Linked DNA regions of Homo sapiens: region 1 is linked to region 2. The links are chromatin loops, found by intact Hi-C in ENCODE. Cell type or tissue: endothelial cell of umbilical vein. All regions are shown on one strand. Each heading gives the region's core, and the rest is flanking DNA. Links, peaks and the distances in the headings are about the cores only.

Region 1 (9,743 bases), core at 3,071-8,070, 66 kb after region 2:
TCCTAGATGAAGTTTCATCACATTTAAAAGGTTTCTCTCCTATATGAACTCTCCAATATCTGTGAATGCCTAATGTTTAGGAATTTTGTACATTGAATATTTGTAGCAGATTTCCTCATGAGCTATCTCTGACTGTTATCTTATGATTTTTAATTGTAAAGTCTCCTAAATTTGCAAAGACCAAAATATTTCTCTTTCTCAGTACCTGTCACATATGGATTTCAAAAACAAAAATAAAAACTGCTCTGGACTCAAAAGCTTCTATGTACTGTTTCTCCCCGCACTGGGAAAATCTGCCTACACAATCCTCTTCCCTTAAGACTGAGATTCATTTGAGATTTTTGGGGTTTGATATGTTTCTATTTTTAGTGGGATCTGACTCCTTGAGAATGAATGCCACGGTGGACTTTTCCCTCAGAGAACTATCTTGAGTACCTACAATTCCCAGGGCCTGTGTACTCATAAAATCTTGGTATTTTAAATTCTGGGCCTCCTCCTCAAAGTTATACAAAGTTTCACATCTAGAAGTCTGTGTGAAGTGTTCCTATCCTCAATAGTGTGACTACCCCGATGGTCTAGGTCTCAGGAACATCATAAATATTTCATGTAGCTCTCTATCAAATATCTGAAAGGCCAATCCTTTCCAGTATGAAAGTTCATCTCCTAAATGGGAGATCACCTTCCAATGGTGATCCAATGATCTCTCCCCAAACTACTGTGTAACGCTTCTTATTAGAAGTATTTGAGCAGTTCAGGGCTTCCAGGGAGGTGAACAAGAACACATCCACATACTGGGAGAGTGGCGCACTCCAACTCCACAGGGACAGACGCCCCCATGCTCAGGACTTTTCCAGACCTCACCCTATGTATCACTTTATCTGGCTGTTCATCCTTTACAATAAATTGTTTAATGCAAAAGTCAACAACTCTATATTGACTGGAGCAGGCTACCCTCAGATTCTGAGGCCTGGTATAAAGCTTACATTGTCTGCTCTGGTAGACAGGAAGAGCACTGATACTGGAGGCCACAAATTGGTGCTTGCCCTAGAGGCAGAGACTTAATCCAGCTGAAAGTAGCCTCCGAGAATGGATATCAGAAGATTTAGCCTTAATATATTTCCATTGTGACCAGCAGGCTTTTGCCCCCCTAAGAAGGTGTTCAAAACGAAAGATGACCCAAACGAGAGCTGTTTTTTAAATATTTAGACAGTTACTCATTAGCTGGTTTTTAGTGGAATTGGTTATCTATCTAGTTACCAGTGCTGCAATTGTGTAGTCACCTATACATTATTTAAACGTATTTAACTGTTAAATGTGCTATCCACCAGTTATAAAATAAACCCTTATGAAAACTGCACAATTGTGTACGTGTTTATGTTCCTTTAAGCATTGAATATTGCCATTGAATGAGATTAATCAGTCCATGTTTTAAGTTGAAGTTAAAAATTTTGTGTTAAATTCAGCCATCATTACAATTACCTTTTGTATTCCAGAACATGACAAATTATGAATAAAACAAATATACATCTTGTAAAAAGAAGTATTTGAGTTTCTCTAGAGCTCTCCACTCCCCCAGAAGTACAATATGCTAAACTCTGAGAATTCAACTACCATTAAGAAAGGGAGCACCCAAAAAGAAGAGAAAACCTAAGACATATAGTGATTAAAGCAAAAGAAATTGTGGCAGATTAATCTTCTGGTACTGTGGAATTGAATATCGTAGCCACTTTTAGAATCCTTTTATATCTTTTCTTCTGCCAAAGATATGATCCCTTAAGAGAACATGCTTTAACGTATAGATATGCTGCAATAATAAGAAATATCTTTATGTCTCTTCCTTGTGAAGATGCCACCTAAGATACCACTAATTCCTGATATATCTGTATAATGGTCCTCTTTGAAATAAATTTTTCATGATCGATAAGCCATTAGAGAAGATAATATGCTACTCCATTAAGTAAAATTATATATGATGTTTGTTGAGTTTTAAAATAAATATTAAATATGTTTACTTTTGGATGAGATATTACATATTAACTACACTATAACAAATACAGAGTTGATAGTTCTAGTGTATTTAGATAAGATAGTCTATAAAATTAGTCAAGGTAAATACATTAAAGATACATGGAGCATTTTTTTTAACTTTAAGTTCTGGGGTACATGTGCTGAACGTGCAGGCTTGTCACACAGGTATACATGTGCCATGGTGGTTTGCTGCACCTATCAACCTGTCATCTAGGTAAGCTCACCATCCTTTCTTCTTTTTTTTTTTTTTTTCGTTTTGAGACGAAGTTTTGCTTTTGTTGCCCAGGCTGGAGTGCAATGGTACACTCTCGACTGACTGCAACCTCTGCCTCCTGGGTTCAAGCGATTCTCCTGCCTCAGCCTCCCAAGTAGCTGGGATTATAGGCATGCGCCATCACGCCTGGCTAATTTTGTGTTTTTAGTAGAGATGGGGTTTCTCCATGTTGGTCAGGCTGGTCTTGAACTCCCAACCACAGGTGATCCGCCTGCCTTGGCCTCCCAAAGTGCTGGGATTATAGGTGTCACCCACCACATCCGACCCCTGCCCTTTCTTTTAAGAGCACAGGCAGGTCCCTCACTCTAGTGCAGTGAACTTAATGAGAGCCTAGAGTGAATGAAACGGTGATGCCCCTCTTGATGTGGAGTTACATGGTAGATATCATGCAGCCAGTTTTCTCACTCATGGATGAATTTTCATGACATTCTCTATTGAGTTGTATGGATCTAATAGAAACATCTATGGGTCTTAAGGCTAAATATTTTTTCATTGCCCCTCTCATGTTTTCTGCTAGTTTTACAAAAATACCCTGTCAATTTTCAGATAAAAGCTTTTTAACAAATTCAAAATGTCATTATCTCTGCTACTTGTACAATCAACTTAAACCCAGAATAGAGCCTGCAACTTACCATCTCAGCAAAAGAGAACAGGTGAAAAAAGAAAGCAAAACTGTAGAACAAAAAGATGTAAAAAAAAAAAAAAAAAAAAAAAAGGAAGACAGACAAATAAGGCACAGAACTGTATTAGAAAAACACTTTCTACTTTAATCACACAGTGGTGTCCAGCCTCGCCTTCTCGACCCCCTGCTTTTCCTATTTCTTCCTTGTTAGTACGAGTCACTCCATTGACCAACAAAATTACCACACAGTGACCACCTCTGGTGCATGTTGAATACTTGATTTAGGGCTATTACGCTTGTCCCAAAGAGCTCAAAGCAGATTTAAATTTCCATAAATCTATTTGCTAGACATGTAGGTAAAAAACTTATTTGAGCAACACAGGTAGTTTTTATTTAAGTTGGCCTTTAGTGTTCTTTTTTAATAATTTTCATTACAAGAGCCATAAAACCAGCAAATTTAGAACAATCCCACTCAGTAAAAAGAAAGTCAAATTTGATATTCCAATGTTAATGCCTAAATAACAACAATTTTAAAATTTCCCAAATCATGAGTGATTGGGTGCATTCACTTATGAGATCCAATTAACCTTCTGAGGCTTAGGGGCAAATGACCTTGCTAGAATATATCAGGAAAGGGAATTGCAAAAATTGCACTGCTTGCACCTGTGGTCCTTTAATAACTTATGAGCAAGTTGATTTTTCAGACATTAGTGCAAAATGTATATTCCATCTTTTCAATGAAATCCTGATCTTTTCCCTGATATACATTTCAACTCCATTATCACCTTGAGACAGAGATACAAGATGCCCATTTTATGATACTGTAGTGTGGCAAGGGTAACTATACTGCAGGTTAAGATACTCAAAGAAGTGACAAACAGGACACAAAGCTCAAAAAACCCTCTGAGCTAGCTTTCAGGATGAAGGAGCCCTTTTTAGAGAGGACTGTCTTCATTCTGGAGATATAGATTGGAACATTCATTTTACGTAAAACTATTTGTAATATAAAACATGGTCTGACTAAGCCACAGTATTGTGTCTGCTGGAATGTGAGCTATTATATACTTGGTAATATTTAAACACAAACACAAGAACAGCTTTCCAAGTTTCCTGTTCTATATGCTTAATAAGCTTTAGATGCTTTATTTTGAAAGTTAGGCAAATTAGAGTTTTTAAAAATATGAATTCAGTAAACTCAGCAGCACAAGTTAGTACACTATTGATTAAAAATATATATATAACAATTAATACAACTCAGTGTACACAGCACATGTTCTTCCATCATCTGATTCTGCCTCGCACTGTAAACTTCATCCCAGACTTCACTTCCAGCCAGCTTAGTTCAGTCCACTCTGCCTCCCCACCACACTTCCTATCCCAAGTTGTTCCAGCCCAGCATAACTGCATCAATTGCAGCTTCAGGAACTCTCTTTCTAAACTCTCTTTCATGCTGAAATCCATATAAACAGATTCCTTCATCTCTAATCCCTCACCTACCCTCCATTCTACAAATTTATTCCCACAATCTTTCCTTTGACTAATTCTTCTTTACCCCTCCAAAATATACACAGGACCCCAAACTGCCAAGAATGCATGTGGCAATACAGTAAACATGTTTTTAGCCTCGGATGGCACTCTTTTATTCTGCTTTACTTCATAGGTTTTGGCTTTGCGCAGATCTTTATTTGAGTAAATTAACAAATAAATGATATTGCCCACTGGTAGAAAAATTCATTAAACTCCCAAGATCCCTTCTAGTACACTTTATTTCACAGTAAATATTCTACGTTGAGTATCATGTTGATATTCTAGTATCCAATTTTACCATCTAGGTTATGTTTCATTTCCAATTAATTCTCTAATTTCCTGGCTTGTGGTATATTTGACTTGTTGCTTAAGCAAACAATAATGAAAGTCACCATCCTCCTATATCATAAGATTGATACAATCATGTTAATCAAAATTCTGAGAGAAACTATAATTTAAAAATCATGTATATCTTCATGCTTTTGTTTTCAATAAGTTGACAAATTTAAGAAAGCACTAGAAAATGATAAGCAATAAAAATTATAAAAAATATGAGTCTTTTATTCTGACTTTATCCTTACAATGCTTGTTATCTAATAGCAATATTAAATATATTATTGTTCTTTTATATTAGGTTTGCTAACAACAATAATATATTTTTCCTCACTAAAAAAAAAAAAATATATGCTTCTGGTTTAAATGCCATCCTTAGGAGTACAAGCTTGAAAGCTGTGCTACCAGTAGTGTATTTTAAATGTAAGGGAGCAAATATTGTTTCTGTCAACCTCAAAGAAAAGAATGTACTCATTATGTTCAAAACTTTAACTTACTACAATAATGACACTGGTTTCAAAAAACTGAACTTTTTAATAACCAATAACCTTTTTTCACACAAACTTTTTACACCTCTAAGCATGCTATAATTTCTAAGCACTATTCCTCTTTGCTTCAATTATGTGTTCCCATGCTAAAAAGCAAAATAACAAAGTTTAAAAAAAAGAAAAAAAAAAAAAGGAAAGGGCCTTTTCCTCACTGCCAGGACCCAAGCTTATCTCAGCAGCCTCCTATTTTTAACCAGATTGCAAATGGTATCCGTGATCAAAGGCCCGGAGCCCTGGAGGAACTTAGGCAAACAGCACGCAGCAGAATGCTTCCTGATGATCTGTAAGCAGGAAAGGACTTTTGACACGAAAGACAGCTTAAACAGCACAAGAATAGCAATAAACCAGCTGTAAAATGGTTGCCCTTGAACGAAAGCAAATTGTTCCAAATAATTTTTCCCGTTTTTGCAGCCTCTGGATGTCCCGCTGGGGCATTTAAACAGCCACATGCTCAGTGTACAAAAGCTTCTCTAAGTGGGAAAATACAGTGTACTAATGTGTTTAGAATAAGGAACCGAACACATCCAAAGTTCAGATTTGATGCTTCCTTTTCCTTTTGTTGGAGAATGAGTTCATTAATGCCAGGCTTGTTTTGGATACTAACTAAGCTTCCAGTCAGTAATGTTGAAGGGTAATTTATTGGCTTAGAAATACTCAATTAACCATTGAAGTGGTTGTTAATTTAAAAAGTAAACGGATTGTTGAGCCTTTACATAGGACTGTTCATGCAACTGGAATGTATATTTACCTAAAGATTAAGAAGTACAATGCCTACTTTTCTTTGTTATTTTCTATTAAACAACTTATACTATAGGAATGCCATGAATACTGTGAAGTTTATATACATCTTCCCCACTATAAGTCATGAGAATAATATAATACTTACTGTTAACATAATTACAAGACACTTCTGTATGTGCAGTTTTATTTAATTCACACAAAAGCTCTTAAATCTAGTGTTACCCAACACCATCCTTTGAATAAATATGTAAGATACAATGTTCTCTCTCATTGATATTTATTCTAATCAATTATATTAATTCTATATTTAAAATAATAGATTAAAAGGAAATCTTTTACTACTTCATTATTTACAAAATCATGGTAAATATATTGAGTAATTTAGAAACCAATATGCTTATATTAAGAGGTACATTTTATTCCACAAAAGAAAAATACCTTTAAATAATTTGGCAATTCACTAATAAATGTTAGGCAGAGAGATTTATTTAAAAATCAGACAATTGAAAAACCTTTAGAGTTACTTAGATACACATATGCATTGCTTAATAGAAATATGTTGCTTTAAAATTAAATTTAAATACAATATTTATTAATCAAAGCATACAAAATACATTTAGGGTTATTTAAACTACATAATCAATAGACTATGATACCAAGATCTTATTTTCCTACAATAAATTATCATTCTAATTGTATTGACTAAGTCTATATTTCCTAATTTGCCTAAAATGTATAAATTCACTCACAACTTTGTGGTCTCAATTAGCATAAACATCCCAACAAAACCATGTGTAACCATTGTATGACCAGGGAAGCAAACTCTGCCTAAATCCCAAAAATCACTTTGAAAAATTATTGTTTTAAATGCAAACAAGAAAAGAAAAGGGAAATTTTCTAAAGTAATCCTCAGCTTAACAACAGTTGTGTTTGGAAGCACCTAACTAGTGACTTCTGATGAGGTCAATGATTATATATTAAATTTCTAAGTGCTTTTCTGTGAAAGTAATCAAGTTATCAAAACGAATTCCTCTTTCAATCATAGAAAAGTGGTACTCTCCTGATCAATATTTATTTATATAATGTCATGTAAACTATAACATTTACTAGTAAGAATACAGTACATATTAAAATCAAATCCCTTTTTCCCCCAGAGATTTATTTCGTGTTATACTTTGTTTTACTTTTATCATAATGAATATGGGCACAATGAGTATACAAAGCCTTTCTGTGCTTGGTCAGGGAACCAGCTAAAGTACTGGCTCAATGGCTCTGATTTTAAACCATGTTTTACTTAAGACTAATTTTTCATCAGTGTTAGAGGTTAATAACACTGTTATTTCCTCTATTACCTGGATTTAATAAAAGCAGTGGGGCATAACATTCTGTAAAGCCAGGCAATAAGAGGAAATAACACAAATGTTAACCTCTAACATAAATGTAATGGTAATTGCTCCAGTCTAGTTTTAAAATTGATGCCTTTGGTAGTCTCCCACATGGCCAAAAAAAAGCTCTCTCCTCAGTGTCCCAGCAACCACCAAGATCCAAGGTCAAGGGCAAATTATGCCATCAATTTGTATGCTTAACAACATTTGTGCACCATATCATCCTTAAATATAGAAACACATTGTTTTAGGAATAAAACACGACAATAAAGCAGTGAAGCTGCAATTATAAATCAGCTAAAGTGAAAGTACATGTTGAAAATGTTAACGAAGATTGTTGCAATACAGAAAAGTTGATTCACCTTCTTACACGTAAAATATAAAATCAAGTTACACAATAAGGTAGATAAATCTCCTAATTAAATACTGAAGAAAGAGAAGCATGCAAAACAGCTTCATCTATATCTAAGCAGGATGTATGAAATTTTCACTTTTTCATTTATATCCAATACTTGTAAAAATTCATTGTGGTTATTTTATATACATATGTAGCGATTATTTATTTCTATTTAATAAGCATATTTTTAATGTTTTGGCAGATAGAATTAACGTCTCTTGCATTACATGTCAACTTTGTCTTGCATAGCACCAAGTCATGTCAGCAGCCTCTTTAGAAACTAAAGCCAGCAAGTTAAGATTAATTTCTGCTAATTATCTCAGACCCTCAGACCATACTGTTCACACACTGGGAACCAAATTTCCAGACTCAATTTTTGCAAATCTGCTAGGCCCCTCAACATTTGTCGGTGTACCAAACCAAAAATGTTCCAAGCTTTCCTCTTTTCAAATACCACCACTCTTATTACACATTACAACCATTTATTTCCTGTCATCTTTTCATATTCAGTTTACAAAAGCAAAACCATGCCTTCAAACTGTTAATGGTCCAGAGTTTGTTAGAATCTTTTCTTAATAATTAAGTTCCTCATGTGCATGGATCTTGTCACTCATTTCTTATATTCTTTAAAGGTCTTCTAAAATGGGTACTTGGTGGGCACCCAAAACATATTAACTTATTAGTATTCATGCCGCAGTAGAAACAGGAAGGAAAGATCTTTATTCAATCTGATTTAGCCCAGCCCTACCGTATTGCTTTCATCGGGTATCAGAAATCCAACTTTTGATCAGCCTCCTGTCACATAGATTGTGAATGTCAAAACCTAAGCACTTATCTTGTCTTCTGACAACTATCAAGTAGAAGAGGAACTTCAGTGGTAACTTACTCTTTAAAAAAATAAAAATTAATTTACACGGCAAATGTAATCATGATGACAATGTCATCTAAAAAATACATACCAGCTTTGTCTTTGAAAAGCTCAAAATCTTTATCACTTCATAAAACATGGGGACCAAAAATCTTCAGACAGGCCTAAGGGAAGTTTCGGAAAGAGAAGTTTAATATTTGACTGATGAGAAGGATCGCCAGTGGCCCACAGCCACAAACAAGGTCACTAAAATAGACAGAAAAACCTCCTCAGGTGTGGTCTCTTTGTTGTGTATTTACACTGGCTCCTGTGTTGAAATGAGGCCTCTATGGTCCTGAAAACTGCCAAAAAACCCTGGCTGAGTGAAGCTATAAACACAGTGTGCGATGATAACCTCTGCTGCACTCCATGTGTCCCAAAATCTGCTAAGACCTTCACTTCAGTCTGCAACAAGGTAGAAAAATATTTGAGGTCAATAAATTGGGGACAGGGTGCAGGGAGTGATGAGAGAAGCTCAGGGGTAGAAAAGGAGGCAAGGGAGCACAGTTCCTTGTTTAAGGAAAGTGGTAGGACCACTTACCACCTATATTATCTAAAGCTCATTACATAATCCCTCAAAGCTACCTCACTCATAGAACTAATAGTAAAACTATCTAATGCACAAAGTACATAAAATAATCTAAGCAAAGAAGTGATTGGTACCCAGTAATTATTCTCACGCATTAAATGCATTCTAAAAGCCAAGATTATGAGGCAAAATGTAAACCTGAGGTGGACTTCAGTTCCAGAGACTCAAGCTCTTCTGAATCTTTCTAAATCAAGTAATTTATTCTTGAACTCTTCATTTGGACAATTATGGATTCATGTGCTCACATTATAAGATATTAATATTATAGACAGCCTCAAAAGACAAAAGTCATACCTGTCACTGCTAAGAAAATGCTACTTTACTTAATAAGCTGTCAATAATTACATCTGGAGAAGGAATAAAAAATGACAGTTTCCTCTTAGAAATTATTA
Region 2 (9,743 bases), core at 1,800-6,799:
CTTTACCAATTGATGGGCATTAAACTGTTTTCACTTTTTGGCTATTATTAAAAAGGCTGCTATGAAGATTGGTGCACAGGTCTTTGAATGGACATATGTTTTCATTTATTCTTGCATAAATACCTCGTAGTGAAATTGCTGTGTCAGATGGTAAATTCATGGTTAACTTTTTAATAAACTACCTTGTTTTTAAAATAATAAACAAATCATAATAATAAAATGTTACATCAGGGCTATGACCCAGTTGCCTAAATTTTAGCCTTTATAGACATTTTGCTTCCCTTATAATTCATTTATTAATTACCAATTATATAGATGACTTATTATATCAGACTGTAACCAAAAGTTCAAAGTTTCAATTGCTATGTAGCTATCAAAATTATTGAATTAATTGTACTTTGTTCTCTTTATACCATTCTAATTACTTTATTTATTTTTCCTTCTATTTTTTCTTTTTTCATTCTTGTTTTATTTATTTTTGTTTTAATTGGTTTGTTTTAAATTTGTTTTATATTTCTAAGCTATATGATTATATGTATAAAGCATAATTTAAAAATCTATCCATTACTATTATTTATTTCATTTTATGAAATTTACTAAAATAATTTTCTAGAATAAAGGGAAGATATTTAAAAATGATTTACTTCAGGTGTCAAATGCATTAGGTATACCAATAAAATTTGATAACTATAAGAAACCAACAGCCCTTTAAGTAACTATTTGGTGATCAAAAGTAATTTGTCTCATGGTGCCTCTTCTACTCTGCACAGACAATGAGCACTGCCAATTTCTTTTAATAAAAGAAAAAAAAAAATAGAGAACTGTTAGGAGTCATACCAAACATTTTCATGGAGGAAAAAACAGCATATTATTAAAAAATGGGAGAAAAAAACTAGTGTGTGAGAGGAAATGTAAGATTAACTAGAATTTGGCAGAAGTCACTGCCCAGTCACTAGGAGTATGGTCAGTCAGCATATAGCTCCCCAAGTTGGTCCCAAATGGCCATCTTCAACTGTAGAGATCTAGTTAAGATCACATCCATGTGGGAGTGACCACTGTGGTGACTGAGCAAGGCGGGAATATCAAGAACCGATTTTCAGCCCTGCAGAGGATAAAAACTCAGCCATTTGGGCCCAAAATGGGACCCTGGCTCTGTATGTCAGTATTCACTCCAGAGCACCCTGCCATTTTGGTGCATCACGGTTGTACTTCCTTTGCTCCATCCTACTTCTGCCACCTTCCTTTCACAGTAATTGATCCAGAGACACTGGAATCTGAACTAAACAGGGTGTGTAAGTGGGAGGAGCACTACATAAAAATGACTGGACACTGTCTTGCTGTAGCAGCTAGCAGAAAATGGAGATATTTAGGTTAAATTCAAAGATGGTTAAGTTGAAAGACCTAACATACAATCTGATTTAATAGTAAAGGTGAGTGATACTTTTTGCCGTAGTCTAGATCTCTCTGAATTTGATCTTTACAAGTATAGTTACTTTGTTTAACTGAAGAATCTTACAAAATCTCTGCTTTTTCAATAATTGTTAAAGTTGATTGCGTACTGCAGTGGGTCAGATGCAATCCTTGGTTATTGGACTTTCTCCATTTTCTTTAGCCTCTGTTGGAAAGTTGGTAATTGTTCATAGGAAGTTTTTATGAGCCAGATCTGGAAATAACAATATCACTTCTATTCACATTATATTCCTAAGAAATCAATCACATGGCCACAGGCAGAGGAAACAAAAATATAGGTTAGCTGAATATCTAAGAGGGAGATGAAGTGAGATTTGTGAGCAGCTGGCTAGTCTCTTTCAAGGATAGCAAGCAAATAAAATACCTTGAACCATGCTGAAAATTTTCCCCCAAAGCAGCAGATATCTTCTTTAGAAGAGCAGGAAGCAGGACAAGTAGTAAGCCAGTCAGAATTGGGACATTTGCTTTTGAAGGGTTCAAGGCACAAAACAAAACCCCAAAGAATCTCTTCTTTGAAAACATGAACAGCTGGCACAGGAAGATATTGTCACACTGGATCTGCTTACCTGCAGGGCAAGTTTGCCAAATAAGCAAAATGAACCATGCAGGGATGAAGCTCCGATTTGGGTCTTGCTCACTCCACACTCCCATCAGGTTGCTGGGCTTCTGAGAAAGCACCTAATCTTCTCACCTGTGATCTTCAAAGAGGAAGCCTCATCGCTATTTTGACAGATGAATTAGAAAAAAAAAAAAAAACAATGAATCTTTTTTCAGTGAGGAATTCAAGGCAAAAAAGAATAAAGTTTTAAAAGTAAGATTTACAAAAAAAATTTATTAAGCAAGAAGCACAGAAAGAATTACTTTTGAAAATGACTTACCAGAGAAAATATTTTAAAACGTATTGTATTGGTTACTTATTGCTACATAACAAATCACTCCAATAAGTGTAAACTTTTCTTACTGCTCATGCATCTGTGAATCTACTAGAATCTGATTGACATAGGCTTGGCTCAACTGGGAAGCTCTTTTTGTCACTGCATGTCTATTAATTACCTAGGGTGGCTCTGCTGACCAGCAGGCTACCCATGGTTATGTTATTTCCATGATCGGCCAGAAAGAAAAGAAAACAAGCAAGAACATGTGAGGTCTTCCAGGCTTGCACTTAGAATACAAACTGTGACTTTTGCTCATGTGTCATCAGCCAAAGCAAGTCATATAGCCAAGCCCAGAGACAAGATGAAATGAGTACATGCCATCTGTGATGACGAGGCCATAGCAAGGGAACAGACGCAAGAAGAGGTGAAGAAATGAGGAAAATAATGCAATAAACCACAATTTATTTTAACAAAATTTAAGTAACAACTTCAAAACAAAAGACAGACATGATAAAGAGATTGTCTTCTTTCTTTTTTCATCAGGGTACAACCAGATGTAGGTGTTTTACAATTTATATGTAACCTCTTTAAATCTTTGGACTCAGTTCAGAAATTCGTTTCTATCAATGCGTCTTTTCTGTGTGAGATCAGTATGTTCAAAGTGATAAGAAAAAAGAAGAATGGGCAAACAGGAAAAAATTTAAATGGAGCTGAACATGAAAAAAATCCTATAATTATAAATTTCACAAAATCAATTTAAAATTAATTTTAACAATACAGAGAAAACCTATTAATATAGAAGATTGAGTCAGACATCTGGTGACCCACCTTGACGCACTTTGCCAGGTTCCAGAAGAAAGAAAATAAAACAGCAACACAGAAAGTATTAAATTGGAGGACAGCACACAGAGATCCAAATTTGATCAATAATTCTGAAAAATAGAACAGAAAATATACTGAAAAAAAGTATTAATAGAAAAAAATTTGAATTGAATCTAAAGATTTAAAGAGGTTACATCTGAAGAGTAAAAATCAACCCAGATATACCCTGTTGAGACGTGAAAGACAACCAGCCTAAAGGTGGGAAAAAAATGTAACCTAGCACGGCAGAACAATTACACTGAGGCAGGACCTCTTCTGCACCACACCAAATGCCAGAACATGGGAAAAACAGCTACAAATGCATCAGGGGAACAAATTTTAAGCCAGATGCTCTATGTTCACTGAAGTTTTGTTTCATGTGTAACAGTAACTGAAAGAATATTATCTATTTATTTGTCCTGAAAAAAAAATCAAGAAAGTATTCTATTAAGGTTTATCTGTACATATAAAAGGGGAAATTACAGCATAAGAACAGTAGAAGTGAGTCTCAGAAAATATGTAAATATAGCATTGAGTATAAGGAAATTGTTTAACAATATTTTATCAGAAAGTACATTTTAACACTATTTGAAAGAAAAGTAAATTAATCCTCACATAGTAATAAACTAATACTTTAAGAAGCTGGGTAAGAAATTGTAGATTGTATATTTTTAAAATAATATGATGGGAAAGAACAAAATAAGTTTGTGACACAAAATTGTAACTTATGAATCTTCAAGCTGAATAATAATAAAATACAGGATCATGTAATCAAAAACTAGTTTTTTCAAAAAAAAGAAAACAACAGTAGGAGGATACTTTCATAGCTCTCTGTCCCTGTTATATCAAGCAAAACAAAAATGAAGAAAGATATGGGTAGTGAATCAGTTAGAATGCCTTGGCCAATAATAGAAAACAGAATTCAGAAGTTTAAAAATTGGGAAAAATATTTATTTCCTTTTTCCTTTTTTTATTTTTAATGTTTTTGGTCTTTAATAAGAGGAAGTTGGATGAAAGGCTGTGCCTTTGTGATATCAGAAAAGACCTACATATCTTTAATCATCTGTTCTGTAATTTCCCTATGACTAACTCCCTTCCTGGTTATAAGATTAAAATCACACTCTTCATCCACACATGCAGACATGGCAAAGTCCTGGGGAAGGAAGTGGATAATTAACTCCTTATTTCTCTCCCTGTGTGTCTCTGTCTCTGTCTCTCTCTCTCTGAATGAAAAAATATTTTATACTCAATATCTCTCCAGCAGATTTCCCCTGGATTTATGTTGGTCACTCCATCAGCAGAAACAATTTACTATTAAACAATAATCAATTAGGTAAGCATTCTGCTAATGAAGATTGAAAAATAAGCTTAAGGAAAGCTAAAAACGAATAAGTATGAAATAAGAAAATATTAATTTTTGAAACAATAGAATTAATAAATAATTTTCATAGATATTTTGCTAGAAATTAAACCAATAACAGACAAACTTTTAGTGTAATAAATAATGTATAAATATACAAAATTAGAAATAAAGGTGGAGATATTACCACGGTTTTAGAGCATTTTTTAAAACAATAAGATACTTAGCAAAATACATAAAATGAACATACAGGAAAAAAAATACAGCTTTCTATTTTATTAACAATTGCCAGTTAAAAAGCACAAGGGCAAATGTTCCAGAGCAACGAGAACTCTCAGAAACTGCGGTGAAAAGTGGAAAAGGATGCAGTCACTTTGGAAATCTGGGAATCTATACTGAAACTAAGCATATGCGTCCCCAGCAATTCCACTCCTATATATAGGTTTTCTATATATAAGAAAACCCTAAAGACTCCACCAAAAAACTGCTAGAATTAAAAAATGAATTCAGTAAATCTTTACTACTTATCAGAGAAATACAAATTAAAACCATAATGAGATATTACCTTACACTTGTTAGAATGGCTATTATCAAAAAGAGGAAAGATAACAAGAGTTGGTGAGGATGTGGGGAAAAGGAAACATTTTCACACTGTTGATAGGAATATGAATTAAGATAGTCATTACATAAAACAGTATGGAGATTCCTCAAAAAATTACTTGATCCAGCAATTTTATATATATACTTATGTATGTGTGTGTATGTATATGTGTATATATGCATATACACATATATATACACATATATACACATATACATACACATATACATACACATATATACACATATATACACATATATATACATATATATATACACATATATATATACACACATATATATATATCTCCAAAGGAAATGAAATTAGTATTTCAAAGACATATCTACACTCCCATATTCACTGCAGCATTATCACAATAGCCAAGATATGGAATCAACCGAAGTGTCCATCAACAGATAATTAGATAAGGGAAATATAGTATATATACACAGTGGAATACCATTAAGTCTAAAAAAAAAAAGACGAAGAAGAAGAAAGTCCTGTCATTTCAACAACGTGGATGAACCTGGAAGACATTATGCCAAGTGAAATAAGCCAGGCACAGAAAGACAAATACACATGATCTCACTTATCTGTATGCTACGGTTTGAATATGTCCTCCAAAAAACATGTGCTGGAAGCTTAATCCCCCAGTGCAACAACGTTTGGCAGTGGGGCCTAATAAGAAGTGTTTAGATAATGAAGGCTACATTCTCATGAATGGATTAAAACCAATTATAAAAGGGCTTGGGGCTGTAAATTTAATCTCTGGCTGTCTCTCTCTCACTCTCTTTGTCTTTCTGCCATGGCTGATGCAGCAAGAAGTCCTTCACCAGATTCAGCCCCTCGATCCTGAACTTTCCAGCCTGCAGAATCATGAACCAAATAAGCTTCTATTGTTTATAAATTTCCCAGTGTGCAGTATTCTATCATAGTAAGAAAATGTGGAATCAAACCAGGCCAAGTGCAGTGGCTCACACCTGTAATCTCAGCACTTTGGGAGGCCAAGAGAGGAGGATGACTTGAGCCTAGGAGATTGAGACCAGCCTGGGCAACATGGCAAAACCCCATCTGTAAGAAAACCCCATGAAAAAAAAAATTTTCAAGCCAAATGTGGTGGCATGCACCTGTAATCTCAGCTACACGGAGGCTGAAGGGGAAGGATCACCTGAGCACAGGAGGTCAAGGCTGCAGTGAGCTTAGATCGCACCACTTGCTTCAGTCTCAGTGACAGAGTGAGACCCTGTCTCAAAATAGAATAAAATTAAATTAAAATTAAAAAGTGTATTTTGTAGGAAGAGAGTAGAATGGCAGTTACCAGAGGTTGGGGGAGGGGGGAGATGGGCAGATGTTAGTCAAAGAATACAAAGTTTGTTAGATAGGAGGAATAAGTTTAAGAGATACATCATACAACATGATGACTGTAGTTAGTAACAATGTATTGTATTCTGAAGAATTGCTGAAAGATTTGATTATCACAAAAAATGACAATTATGTGAGGTAATGCATATGTTACTTAGCTCTAGTAATCATTTCACAATGCATACATATTTCAAAACATGTTGTACACAATAAATATATACAATCTTTACTTTTCAATTAAAACTAGATTAATTAATTATTTAAAATATACAAATATAGGCCTGGTACGGTGGCTCATGCTCATAATCCCAGCACTTTGGGAGGCTGAGGCAGGCAGATCTCAGGAGTTTGAGACCAGCCTGGGCAACACGATAAAACCCTGTTTCTATTAAAAATAATAATAATAAAATAAATATAAAAAAATAAAATATATGAATATATGTATCAAGTAACCTGAGTCTAGACACCAAGATTGTTTTAATCTTTGGAAAGGGCTGATGGAAGAGAGACTGGACTCAGCTTAGTGTGGGCTAACCTGGACACAATTATTTGCCACCTGTGGTTTTTATTAGACCAGGTAACTCAAAAACATCGTAGTCTTGGACTACTGCAAGGTTGCCTTATAAGAAGCAGAAAGGCAGAGCATGTTTCCTTGAGTGGGATGAGGTTCCTACAACTATCCCAGATACATACCCTCACCCCAAAGGAAGACCTATCAATATAAGAGAATGAAATTCCTGTTGTCAAAAATCCTGGAAAGATATCAATCTTATGACAGAAAATGAAGATCTAAGCAGCAAATCTTAAACTGAAAAAGAACTTAAACTAGTTTGGCCTATAGACAGTCGAAATAGTCTCAGATATGGGAGGTGAGCAGCGCTTCTCACCTACCATACAGGAGACAGTGTGGTAGCACTCCTGTATGGGAGACAGTGTTACAGGGAGACAGTGTGGTTAGCAAGACATGGATCTGAGCCTGGCCAATAGCTGTGAGTAATGCTCCTGATGTAGCTTCTGTCCATTATTCCTTAACCTTCCATAAACCCTGTTAAAAATTACAGCTGGTCTCATTGTGTGGGAAATTACAGAAAACGGGACTATCCCAATGGATAGCAATGTTTCTTTCTCCAAGATCAAGGTGGTGATCACTCTGGTGACTAATGATGGAAGACAGCTTTCCAAGAAAAATGCCAGATTCACAAGTGGGAATAGTCTTCTCCCTAAAAAACAGCAAGGCAAGACGCAGAAGCAGAGCAGGCTGGGAGTTTGTTTTTGAGCACAGATTAAGGCACAACCTGAGGAATTCTCATATCTACGTAGGGAATGTTTTGTGGGCATTAACATCTGACAATAAAGCTGGTATGTGTGTAAGTAATACTAACTCATATTAGACACAAAGAAGAAAGTTAAGAGGGAAGGAGAGGAGGTGGCGAGGAGGAAGAAGAGGAGGGGAGAGAGAAAGAAAGGTGTCTATCTATCTTTACCAACCTACTGTACCCTTTGTAATCTTTCTTCTCATTTGTGAATGTTTCTCTGTGTTTTCTTTCCTGTCCTCAAATGAATGCCAGCCTGGATATTTCCGAATGAAATATGACTTATTCTGCAGTCAGGTTTACCACCCTGCTCTTCCAATTTATAAGTGAGAAACACAGATCTATTTAGAATGGGATGACATGATCACTACACCCTAAGGTCATTATCCTTTTTTGAAGAGGCAGTTTTTGATATGAACAAGTTTGTAAAGCAAAACACAGATACTTTCATCTGCCAGATCCAATGTAGTAATTTAATAGCCATGAGATTATTTAAATAAGTCAAGTCTGTAGAAATATCATTATAAAGCCACTAGCTTCAGCATTTACTTAGAAAGTAACATTGACTTTGACAGAAACAATGATCTGGGATTTGTTTTAAAATTATTTTGTTCTCATTCCTGGGAAAAAGTTTTGCTCAGTCCCTATGATAAGCGATAAGAAAGGCATACAGAGCAATGATAATTTACTAGTTATTCCACAAGTATACCGTGCTTATTTCTGCGTAGAGATGTATGCTTATATTTTTCCTTCTCTACTAGACAGACCCTTTTCTTTAAAGGAAATCTCATGTCCCAGCACTTCCATGACTAAATTCTTTCTGAATACTTCAACCTTAGCTGAGCTTTTTCTGTTCTGAACACCACACAATACTTAGACCATACCATAGAGAATTTAATTATATATGCTTTCATGCTGTGTTTATTGTTCATACGAGTTTGTTATCACTTCCCTCACTGTTATTAAATGGCCTGTAATGGCAATGCTCAGTTCTTAACAAGTCTTCATTAACCTATGTGGAGCATAAGCTTATATGCTATTATGAAAATTAAGTGCTATTTTTAAATATACATATATGTATGTATGTATATTTAATCCAGAATTCCAAGGTATCTATTTCATTGTTAAAATTTTTGAAAAGCTGTCATAGGCGACAACATAATCGGTCACTGGATCAGCACCACTTCCCAAAACAACAGTAGTGATAATAACGACAGCCACCATTTATTGAGAGCTCACTATGTTGCATACTGCTCTAGTGCTTCATACAGATTAGCTCATTCTGTTCTCACAAGAACCCATGAGTTGGTTACTATTATTATTTTTGTTATTAGTCACATCTACTTGGAAATTCATATCATAACCAGGTAGGTTTTAATTAATTTATAATGATAAGTAACTGCAACATGAACTGGAATACCTCAATGTCTATACAGCATCCTCTTTCTCTAGGCAGAGAGCAACATAACCTGACCTGACCTTCCTAAATGGAAAGCCAGAAAATGACAAGTGACCATCATCAAATCAAAACAAAGACAGTTCTAAAATCCAACACTAAATAACAACAGGGGAAGATGCTGTGAGATATCTAACTCACAGTAGAGAAAGTTTTGCCAATGAGAGTAGAATATTCAAAGTCCTTTTCTGTATTCCCCTGTTTTATCTCCACATTAGGGGTGACTTTCCCATTCAATATTTATTATCAATCAATAATTTATGAGGAGTGGGTAATGAATAGAAAAAGAAGGATAAATGGCCCTATGTAATATTTAAAATAAAAAGTAACACAAAGCAACATTTTTAAAATTGAAATAGCATTATAGAAAAAGATAGTATCAAGATGCTGATGCTAAACAGAATATGTTCAAAAAAAACTATAAAGAAGTATTACTAACCCTTTC

Evidence for each region. Hi-C counts contacts between places; a loop is a spot of excess contacts. Peaks named below come from ENCODE experiments on the same cell type or tissue, not always from the same donor. Only the 100,000 strongest peaks of a DNase experiment are listed, where the experiment ranks them.
Region 1: it touches region 2 in a loop (4-fold over the local background); 1 of 110 quality-filtered maps calls a loop at or near these places.

What each region holds. Positions count from the first base shown.
Region 1 is chr4:123,853,179-123,862,921 of GRCh38, reverse strand. All of the region lies in intron 4 of LINC01091 (long intergenic non-protein coding RNA 1091), which reads right to left. Among named protein-coding and RNA genes, the nearest start is that of LINC01091, 210 kb to the right of the region's middle. RefSeq lists an enhancer at 4,547-8,263. In endothelial cell of umbilical vein, for the core only: no CTCF peak of the experiment used is centred there; a DNase peak (open chromatin) is centred at 5,731; H3K27ac peaks cover 1,296 bases.
Region 2 is chr4:123,917,631-123,927,373 of GRCh38, reverse strand. LINC01091 (long intergenic non-protein coding RNA 1091) reads right to left here. Exons shown (of 6, transcript NR_027105.3): 5 at 2,037-2,190. Among named protein-coding and RNA genes, the nearest start is that of LINC01091, 270 kb to the right of the region's middle. In endothelial cell of umbilical vein, for the core only: no CTCF peak of the experiment used is centred there; DNase peaks (open chromatin) are centred at 2,563 and 4,303; H3K27ac peaks cover 2,369 bases.